Regions from separate parts of the Homo sapiens genome. Here region 1 is linked to region 2. The links are chromatin contacts, found by Hi-C or POLR2A ChIA-PET in ENCODE. All regions are on one chromosome and are shown on one strand. The core of a region is the stretch at or near the end of the contact, and the rest is flanking DNA. Distances in the headings are between cores, read along the strand shown.

Evidence for each region. A loop is a pair of places that touch in the nucleus more often than their neighbours do. ChIA-PET counts read pairs that join two places held with the same protein, here RNA polymerase II (POLR2A). Pooled maps may share reads with other maps.
Region 1: a loop to region 2 is called in a map with no recorded cell type, with 2.9 times the contacts of the local background. The contact joins two enhancer-like sites. A Hi-C loop is called at or near these places in 4 of 37 single-sample maps with no recorded cell type and 6 of 50 pooled maps. POLR2A ChIA-PET finds 5 or more read pairs at or near these places in 3 of 52 experiments (K562, PC-9 and WTC11).

What each region holds. Positions count from the first base shown.
Region 1 is chr11:69,537,867-69,542,779 of GRCh38, reverse strand. No RefSeq gene overlaps it. Among named protein-coding and RNA genes, the nearest start is that of LINC01488, 59 kb to the right of the region's middle. RefSeq lists a cis regulatory region at 3,359-3,362 and enhancers at 3,285-3,429, 3,448-4,108, 4,856-4,913. Within about 2 kb of position 2,524, at least 15 of the 41 ENCODE cell types and tissues checked have a DNase peak (open chromatin) inside an H3K27ac peak, as active enhancers do.
Region 2 is chr11:69,104,784-69,109,554 of GRCh38, reverse strand. No RefSeq gene overlaps it. Among named protein-coding and RNA genes, the nearest start is that of MIR3164, 24 kb to the right of the region's middle. Within about 2 kb of position 2,919, at least 8 of the 41 ENCODE cell types and tissues checked have a DNase peak (open chromatin) inside an H3K27ac peak, as active enhancers do.

The DNA of each region.
Region 1 (4,913 bases), core at 1,275-3,774, 430 kb before region 2:
TGGGGTATGGACTGTGGAGTGAGGAGTGCGGACAGTAGGGTGCGGAGTGCGGAGTGCAGAGCAGAGTGTGGGGTGCGGGCTGGGGACTGCGGAGTGCAGACTATGGCCTGCGGAGTGCGGAGCGCAGAGCGCCAAGTGCAGGGTGCGGAGCGTCGCCTTTGCCCCAGAAATGGGACCAAGGCAACACTTTGTCTCCCGCCTGCAGATGCTGGCAGAGAATTTCCTGGAAGCCACTGTGATATTTCGGAGTGCCCTCGGGGCCTTCATGGAACTCTCATGACAATACGAAGCAGCCCCACTCACGCAATGATCTCACTGTTGCCGGTGGAGTTTTTTTCGTGGTTAATCAAAATCAAAAGGCTTCTAGTCCGGAGAGTCATTGAATCATCCAAAATATTTCTTAACAAGTCCCCCAGGAGCCATCGCCCACCTCACCTCCCCCCGTCCCCCGCCCCGTGTTCCCCCCACCTCATTTTCCCAGTAGATGCTGTTGAAGTTTTAGAACCAGAGAATCAGGTAATCAATTCCCATAGAATCACTTGGGAAAAAAATCCCCTCTCCCCAGGTGAACTCGATTCCTAGATGTTCAAGGGCAGAGAAACACTCTTGGAAAGCAGCCAGGCCTTGTGGGTTGCAAGCATGTGGCCCATAGTTGTTTAAAGCCATCCCCTGCCCTCTTGGAAAGAATGGGCCATGCCCAGGGATGGGATTAGTCAAACATCTTCTTGAATGTTTTGGGTTCAGCAACACCCCACATGGATTTGCCAAGTGATTTCTCATGTAATTATTAACCCCGAGTGTATTCCAAGGGAAATGCAGCCTCGTGTTTCTGATTCACCCAGACTTCATTCAGCAGTATGTGTCACAAGCACTCGCTGGTGTCTGAGATGTCATTGTGACCTCCTAAGAGGCTTTCCTTGACCCCCTCCCCACTGCCCATCATAAGCAGGAGGCTGATTTGTGCCAACTTCCTGTGAACCTGAATACTACCGGGACCCAGCTCAGCTTGAAATTCAAAACCCTGGAATTTCGAGAGGGTTCTCATGGTGTCCAAACATCCTCACCCTGGCAGTGGAAACCAGTCTCCACTGCAGACTGATAACTGAAAGGAAAAGCCCAGAGCGAGAGCCCAGTGGCACCAGGTCCTCACACTGGCACCAGGTCCTCACAGTGGCATGAGGTCCTCACAGTGGCACCAGGTTCTCAGGCCTCCAGAGGCCAGGCTGGCTTCCAGGAGCAGATGCAAGTGCCAGATCTCGTAGCCTGGCTTCCTTTAGGTTCCTGTTCTTGGAGCATTGCTCTGAGGCTGAGATTGAAAAAAACCAATCATGATCCCAGCTGTCCTCTGCTCTGAGGCCTGAGCTGACCCTCAGGGTTGCCCCCAGCTCCTTCTTCAGACTGGACTGGTCCCATGCCTTCCTGGGGGGCTGGAGATGCAGCCTCCCTTCCTACAGCTGTTGGTACTTCTGATGCCATGTATTAGCCAGATCACCAGACCTCTGGAGATGTGGGACCCCCATTCATCTTGTCCCTGCTCCCCATGTACTCCACCGAGAGTCCCGGTTGCCTCTCTGGGGCTCAGTTTCCTCACTTGTCTCAGGTCCAGTGAGATGTGATTGTTCCATGAATCTAAAAGTAGAACGTTCTGGTCCAAGTCGAGGCCCTGGCAAAGCTGCCTTTCCTATCTCTAATTATGTGGCTCCATGACTCACTCATCATAAACCCAAGTCCTCAAGAAATGTCTTAAGGAGGTGGAGGGTTCTCAGAATGAACCTGCCGCCTGAGCCCCCGGCCCATTGTTACATGCACCGGCGCCAGGTACCTTATTCCCACCGTAGTGGGAGCAAGTTCGATGCTAAGAATAAGAGCTAGAGCGACGCTTTGCCTCCGGGGTTTCAGTGGGGGCTGGGGTGTGGAACCAGGGCAGGGATTGGCTTGGGGGCTTGAGCTGCTCTGGTGGGTGGTGTCCTGGGACGCTCTTCTCCTCTCCCACGGAGGCCCTGGGATTGCTGTCTCAGTCTGTGGTGGGTTGGTGGGGGCAGGGGCGGGCAGAGAAAAGGTTTTCAAGACCCTGAACCATCACCAAGCCCAGCAACCGGCCATTGTCCCTTTAGGGGTGCAGAAGGTGGTCCTGTGTGCAGTGGCACCAGCATTGTCAGCTCAGAGAAAGCAGCCATGACCCTGTGGAGTGTGGTTGAGTTGGGGGAAGTAAGGAGAAAGTGGAGGGACGGCCAGGGTAGGTGGGGTGGGTAAGAAGCGGGGATCGGGGTGGGGCCCGGCCCCGGAGACTTTTCTCCAGCAGAACACAGAACCATAGGAGCGGTATTTTTCCTACTTCCAGGCCAAATGGGCTTGCACGGGAAGCCTGCTCCAGTTCATGGGGAGGGGATGGTCTATGGGAACCAGAGAAGCCCGCCCTGCACCCAGCGGCCGCTTCCTGTAATGCGCTCTGCCCCCAGGGAATTCCCACGGAGCTGCCCAGGAGGAGCCGGGCCAGCGGGCAGCTGGGCCTTCCTGCCAGGCCAATGCCAGGGTGAGTTCCAGCGCCTGTGTCATTCTGCCGCCCAGGCTGGGCAGTGGCAGGCGCGTCCCTCTCCCAGGGTCTTTGTCCTTTCCCTGCCTTCCCAGGAGGGGCCAGGCCCTTGGAAAGGGGGAGGAAGACGAGGGAGAAAAGGGAGAGAAACTGGCTCCCAGCACTCAAAATAGCCATCTCCTTCTATGTGTTGATTTTCTGCTTTAAGCCAGGCTGGGGTGGAGGCCAGGAGTGGGGCCTGTGACGCTGATTTTCAATTCCTCCTGTGAGATTCCAGTCAGGTGGCACTCAAGCAGAGACTTCCTCCCTTCTGAGACAGGGAAGTGCCTCCGTGGAGGGGAGGGGCCTCAGTTCTGCAGAGGAGCCTGGGGTGCTGAGGGGGTGTGGGTGCCGAGATGGGTGGTAGAGGGGTGGCCCTGCAGATACAGGGTCTTACTCACATGCACTGCTGCAGCGTCCTCGCCCAGGGGGGCTTCGGGCCCTCAGGGGCAAATTCTGGCAAGTTTGTAAGTTTAATTTTTTCAGTGGATGAGGCATTCACGTGGTTACAAAACCTAAAAGTAGGCAATGAAGGGAAGCCACAGCTCCCTCGGTCCCCTGCGGCTGAGAGGCTGTGGGCACCGGCACACGCCGTCTTACCTCTCCCTTCTATATCCCGCTGTGGCAAATGCTGCCTCACTCTTGGGCACGCTGCTTCCTCATGCCACTGTCTAACCAGGTTTTTGGAGCCTTCCAGAATTCTGGGGCCTGAGAAGTCTCCTTTCCTTCCCATCTCTTTCCCTCTCCCTTCCCTTCCCTCTTCCTTCCCTTCCCTTCCCTTCCCTTCCCTCTTTCCTTCCTTCCTTCTGACTAACTGGCTGTGAGTGGCTTTGTTGAGTGGGTGCCTGACAGGAAAGAGAAAGTGACTTTTTGGAGGCCTCAAAGATGAAATCAGGGAATCCAGGGGCCTGCTGCTGGATCTGATGGTGGGGCCTGGTTGGGAAGGCTCGGTGCACTGTGGGCTGCAGGTGCTGGCACCAGGCAAGTCGGAGGCTGCCCCTCCCGTCCTTTCACTGCAGCTGGCCTGAAGCCCCTGGCTCGGTCCCCCGCCACGTTCTCAGCAGCGGGTGGCCTGTGAGCCAGGGCCCATCATCCCTGATGCTATTCCGCTTACTGGCGAAAGCAGAGGTCTGGGTTTTGGGTCCACCATAGCTCAGAGCCTCAGGTCCTCACCCAAGGCCTCAGTCCCCTAGCCTGGCCCACAGGCAGGAGTCTGGCTTGAAGCAGAGCCCTGACCAATCCACCTCCTCTGCCCACATTCTCTTGCTGGATGGCTGCCATCCACATGAGAGGGGCTGGGCATGTCCTGCCAGGGCTTCCTCCTGCCCACTCCAGCCCTGCTGCAGGCCCTGATCTCCAGGAGGAAAAGGCAGCCTGGGTACCTTTCCAACAGAGGCATTGCTTCCTTCCTCCCTCCGTCCCTCCCTCCCTCCCTCCCTTCCTTCCTTCCTTCCTTCCTTGAATTAACTGGCCCTGAGTGGCTCCACTGAGTGGGTGCCGGAGAGAGACAGCATTGACTATGACATGTCACTTGTCCTGGGGGAGGATGATTGGGGGTGGGGGACAGCTATGTCAACTGTCAGTGATCAAGACCCAGGACAATGTGAGAAACCAGCCAGGGGAGACTTGGGACAAGGTCAGGAGGGTTGGCGTTGGGGGCGAGTCCTAAAGAGTAACAGAAAGGACTTAATCAGACACAGTTGGGGTGTAGCCTCGGAGCTGCTCAGCTCATGGCCCCTCCCAGCAACCCTGCCTTGTGGCTGCTGGTCCCTGGGTCCCTGCTTTACAGCTGAGGACCCTCTGTGGTGGCTCAGCTGGAGGTGCCAGAGCCAGACTCTGCCTGCGTCCCCCAGCTTTGGTCAACTTGGGTCAGGTTCCCCAGCTGCAGAGTTGAGGCCCCCCAGTTCCAGCCCATCTCCTTTCTGCACGTGTCTTCATCAAGCCTTGACTTTGAGAACCACCGGCTGAAAGCAGCCCCTTTGCTCTCAATGCTCCCTAAGCAGTGGCCCTGCCGAGTCCCTGCTCTGCTGGGGTCAGGACCATCTAGACCAAGGAAGGAGGAAGTGACTTTTTGGTGGCCTCAAAGATGAAATCGGGGATCCAGGGATGCAGGAGGCCTTTCTTTAGAGGAGTGAGGGGCAGGAGGGAAGCAGATTTATGCCCTCGGAAATCAGCTCGGGAAGAAGACTGGTAGGGGCTGGGCACTGGGGGTTCTGGAGCCACATCCCCCAACATGGCCATCCTCTGGTTGGGATGGGTCAAGTGCTCCCATGACCCACACAGCACCGTTCAGAAGGCTCTGCAATCACACCGGGCACCCACTGGGTGCTGGGCCTGTGCC
Region 2 (4,771 bases), core at 1,670-4,169:
GCACAGCTCAAAGGCCATGGACATCCCAGCCATCAGGACTCAGGGCGAGCCTTAACAGAGTACATTGGATCTCATCCTTCCTCCACTCAAACCGCCAGGAGCTCCTCTGCTCCACACAAGGCCCCTTCAGGGAACCTCGAGGAGCTCAGCATGCCCCACCTCAGGGCCTTGGCATGTGCTGCTCTGTCCTGAGGTCTCCACTGGGATCCCTGCCTCCCTTTCCTTGGATGTGTGTTCCTTCATCAGCCAGGCCTGCCCTGGCCCAGGCTAAATCTCCACTGGAGCTCACCACTGCCTGATGCACCAGACACTTGGTCTGCTTCTCCTGGCCACTCTGACTAGAAGAGCCCACCAAGGCAGGCACTTGGGTCTGTCTTGTTCACAGCCATATCCCCAGCCCCTGGCACCCAGCAGCATTCAATAAATGGTAATTGAATGGATAAATGAATGAATGAGGAGGTACCTGTTCATTCATTTAATGCTAATACTAATACTGATTAACAATAATAATAGCAGGAGCCGGCTCTTCACAGATGCTGGGATTCAAAGGTAAACCAGACATAGTTCGCATTTTCAATAGTCAACAAATGTGTAATTAGCCAATAAATAAGTTAATAAGTGATCAATAAATGCATGATCATAGACTGTGGTGGGGCTCCCAAAGGGGCAGGGGCAGGTGCTTGGATGGGCACCAAGGAGCTCCTCCCCCAGGGAGTGGGTCTGAGACCTGAAAGGCGTGTGAGAATGAGAAAAGCGTGTCGGCAGAACAAATGTGTACAAGTCTCCTGCAGCTGCTGTAACAAACCATCCCAAACTGGGTGGCTCAGAACAACACAGACTTATTTTCTCAGTTCTGGGGACCCGAAGCCCAAGACCCAGGTGTCAGCAAGGCCGCCCTCCCTCTGAAAGTGCTAGAGGAGGGTCCTTCCTGACACTTCCAGCTCCTGGGGGCTCCAGGTGTTCCTTGACTGTGGCCACATCACTCCAGTCTCTGCCTCTGTCTTCGTGCATCCTCCTCCTCCTCTCCGTGTCTTCACCTCTTCTCTCATGAGACACCTGGCATTGGATTTTGAGCCCACACAGATAATCCAGGATGATCTCATCCCTTACCTTAATTTCACCTGCAAAGACCCTTCTTTCCAAAAAGGTCACACCCACAGGTTCTAGGTTAGGATTTGGACATACGTTAAGGGGGTCATCATTCAGCCCAATCCAAACATCCTGGACAAAGGCCCTGAGGCTGGGAGGTGTAGTGCTGGCCAGTGACATGGCAGGGGTGGCAGGCTCACAGTGGGCAGGGGCTCGTGCACGCAGGCTGGGGACCAGGGTGGAGGGCTGTGGACGGCCATGGCTGAGTTTCACAACGGGGAGGGACATGATCCAATAGCTGCTGCGGGTGCAAAGACAGAGCAGAGAAGTCAGCAGTGGAGAAACAGGTGGACCATCAGGGACCACTATAGTCCTCCAGGTGTGTTGGATGGCGGGGCTGGGACAGGGGAGAGGGAATGAGGAGAGGCAGACCAAAAATGTGCTTGGAGGTTCAAATGGACTTTGTTGATGACTGCAATGGGGTGGGGTGGGAGCATCAACACCGAGCCCAGGACACGGGCATGAGCAGGTGGGTCACAGAGGCTTCTCCCAAGATGAGGAGGAGGGTGTGACCAGGTGTGATACTCTGGACAATCCTGAGGTGTGATACTCTGGACAACCCTGGGGTGTGGGGGCCCCATCTCACAGAGCTGGGATAAGAGGAGGCTGAAGCAACATTCAGGTGGGGCTGTGCCTGCATTCACTGTGGCATCCAAGGCAGTATGGTAGTCAGCAAACCCTGGTGCTCAGCAAACCCAGGTGCTTAGCAAACCCCACTGCTGAGAAAATCCTGGTGCTCAGCAAAACCCAGGTGCTTAGCAAACCCCACTGCTTAGAAAATCCTGGTGCTCAGCAAACCCTGGTGCTCAGCAAACCCCAGTGCTCAGCAAACCCTGGTGCTTAGCAAAACCCAGGTGCTTAGCAAACCCCACTGCTCAGAAAATCCTGGTGCTCAGCAAACCCTCACAGCATAGTCCCTGGATGGCAGAGCCTTTCTCAGTGTTTCTGGCATGAATACTGCATTCCAGGCCATGGGGTTTGCACTGTGAGAGACCCGTGGACCTGCCCCAGGTAAGCTCTTAGTGCAGCAGCCACTGGTCCTCTCCCAGCAGCACGGGCTGGGCCACTCCTGCCATGCCAGGTTTCAGCCTCCCCAACACCAGGGGACCTGATGCTAAGTTCTCCACAGGCCCTTCCCACTTTAAAGTTCTCCAGCTCCCAAAAAATCAGGGACTTTCCAATTTAGAAAATACCCTCACTGGATGGCCCTACCCATCCAGCCATTAGCTTCTCAAGCAGGCCAGGCAGTCCCTGGGCTGCCCACCTCTCCGCAGGCATCAGCCCCAGCACCACCTCTTGGATATGGAGCAGACACAGCATTGCCCACTGCCCTGGGCCCTCCTTACTCCTTCTCTGTCTGGACCAGTTCTTCCTCTTCCCTCCCCACATCCTGTTGCAACCATTCATGCTCAGGGATCCTCCTCTCCCCAGAAGCTGTGGCCTCTGAAAACCCCAAACTCTGCCATTTGCTGTCCCACCTGCCTTTCTGTGGCTGGGCCCCCACACAGCCAGATACAGATGCTGTCCCCTGCCCTGGTCACTCAGCAGGTGAGGGCTGGGCCCTGGGAGCCTGGCCTCTGGGTAGCCCTGAGTGGGAAGATGGTGGAGGGAGGCCTGTCCCCACTGGAGCAGTTCACCAAGGACAGGAGGCTGGGACAAGCTCCCTCCGTCCCCTGCCCACGGGCTCAGAGAATCACCCAGAGGCACCTTCCCACAGCGCCTCACTGGGCAGCCGGGCCTGGGAGCCAGGGCCAGCAGGCCTCAGGGGACCTGGAAAGTTTGGTTTTGCTTTGTGGATCTGGACAAACTGGAAATGTAAAGGGCTGCACTGGACGTACCCAGCTGGGCAAACTGGAAGTGCTTCAAAGAGCTGGGGGCAGGGCCGGGCGGCCGGTTCACACGGCTACGGCCAAGCTCAGCCCATCACTCAGGCCACCTGCCGGAGCCCATGCACCACCTCGCTGCTGCCCCTCCCCACTGCCAGTGGTCATGGACCCTGCCCACAGAGCCCCTCGGCAGCAGGGAGCTCCGGGCCAGCCAAGCGCAGGCCTCCTCCTCCATGATATTAATCAATCACATCCTGATAGTGATCAATGGAGGGCCCCTGGCAGCAATGGGCTGGCCAGCCTCCAGGCTCACCGTCCAGAGGCAGGAACGCCGAGGATGGCAAATGTGATCTTTGGCAAGGGACAGCACATTGTCTTACCGCTGTGGGAAAATGCTTAATGCGCAAACATTTCCTTAAAACGAGCTGACAAGGAAACGTTCAAGATGGCCTTATTAAAGATAATCATCCTGGCTGAACAGGACAAAAATAGATTAAGTCCCTTCTGAACTCTGAGAGCAGGATACGTGGCCCAGCAGAGCATCACTAAACCAAGGCGGGTGGCAGCGGGGAAAGACTCCACGGCTTTCCCTTGGGTTTCACCACTTGGAGAAGCTTCCCAGTCGGCTGGCGTGGAAGCCCAGCTCCTCACCCCACCCCAAGCACAGGGCAGGCGCTGAGCCCCGGGCTGGCAGAGGTAGGGAGTGGGCTGCAGGCACGGGGCGGGGAGGGGGCCTCCGGAGCTGCACACAGGAATGTCAGGGCCTGGCTTAATTTCTAAACCTGCCATATGGCCCTGCGTCCTGGGACCCAGGCTGGTGGCCAAGGAGGAGCCCTGGGGCTCGGTCCACAGCCCTCCAGGCCGGCTGCACAAAGCCATTTTTCAAAGGTGTTTCCCAACAGTCTCTCTCAAAGGAACTGCCCTTTGAGAAGCTGTCTTGGGCTCGAGCCAGGCAGGGCTGTCTGGGGGCTCTTGGCAAACGTGCCAGCCGTCCCCAGATCAAAAGTGCCTTTCTTGGTTTGCTCACTGCCTCTCTGTGCCAGGTGAATGAGCTGTGGGGGCACCCCGGGCCGGGCAAGGCCAGAGTTGTCTTACCCAGACTCAAAGATGGGGGTGGGGGCTGACCACAGGTGCGGTGTGCCCCACCAATCCATGGAAACCCCAACCCACGGGGCAATGGCTCACGTTACAAAAGATCCATGGAGGGGCCCCTTCAAACCGAAGCTCCCCAAGGACGTGGCACTGTTGCTCAGGGATCATTCGCCATGTGACACAGAGAGGCCCAGACCAAGGAAATGTAAGGCCAGAGGGCTCACAGGCCCTGCCAGCTGACGTGGCCTCAGTCTAGACAGAGAGACAGGCAAAGTGGGCACGACGGGGGTCTGTGAAACCAACCCAACCTTCATTCACCCACCACGGGACCCTCCCTTCTGGGCAGAGACAGGTGCTTTCGACCCAGCAGGTGGGCGCTGACAGCTCCACTGCCACACAAGCCCCTGGCATCTTCTCGCTGCAGACACACTTGGTGGCAAGTGCTTGCGTGTGGACGCTGCGTGGCCCGATGTCCCATCGGTCAGTGTCCAAGAGGAAGGCTCTGGGATGCCGCTTACTCAGAGAGCCCTGCACGCACCACTCCCAGCTTCACCTGTGCTGCCAGGCTGGGACCAAGTCCACCTTGGAGATGTGGCTGGCAACTGTCATCGCTACCAGGTCCATCTCGCCGCCACTCACTCCCCACCGCCCTCCAATAATGCCAACAAAACTCACAGTGGAGCCAGGGTCTCGGGGGAAAGAAG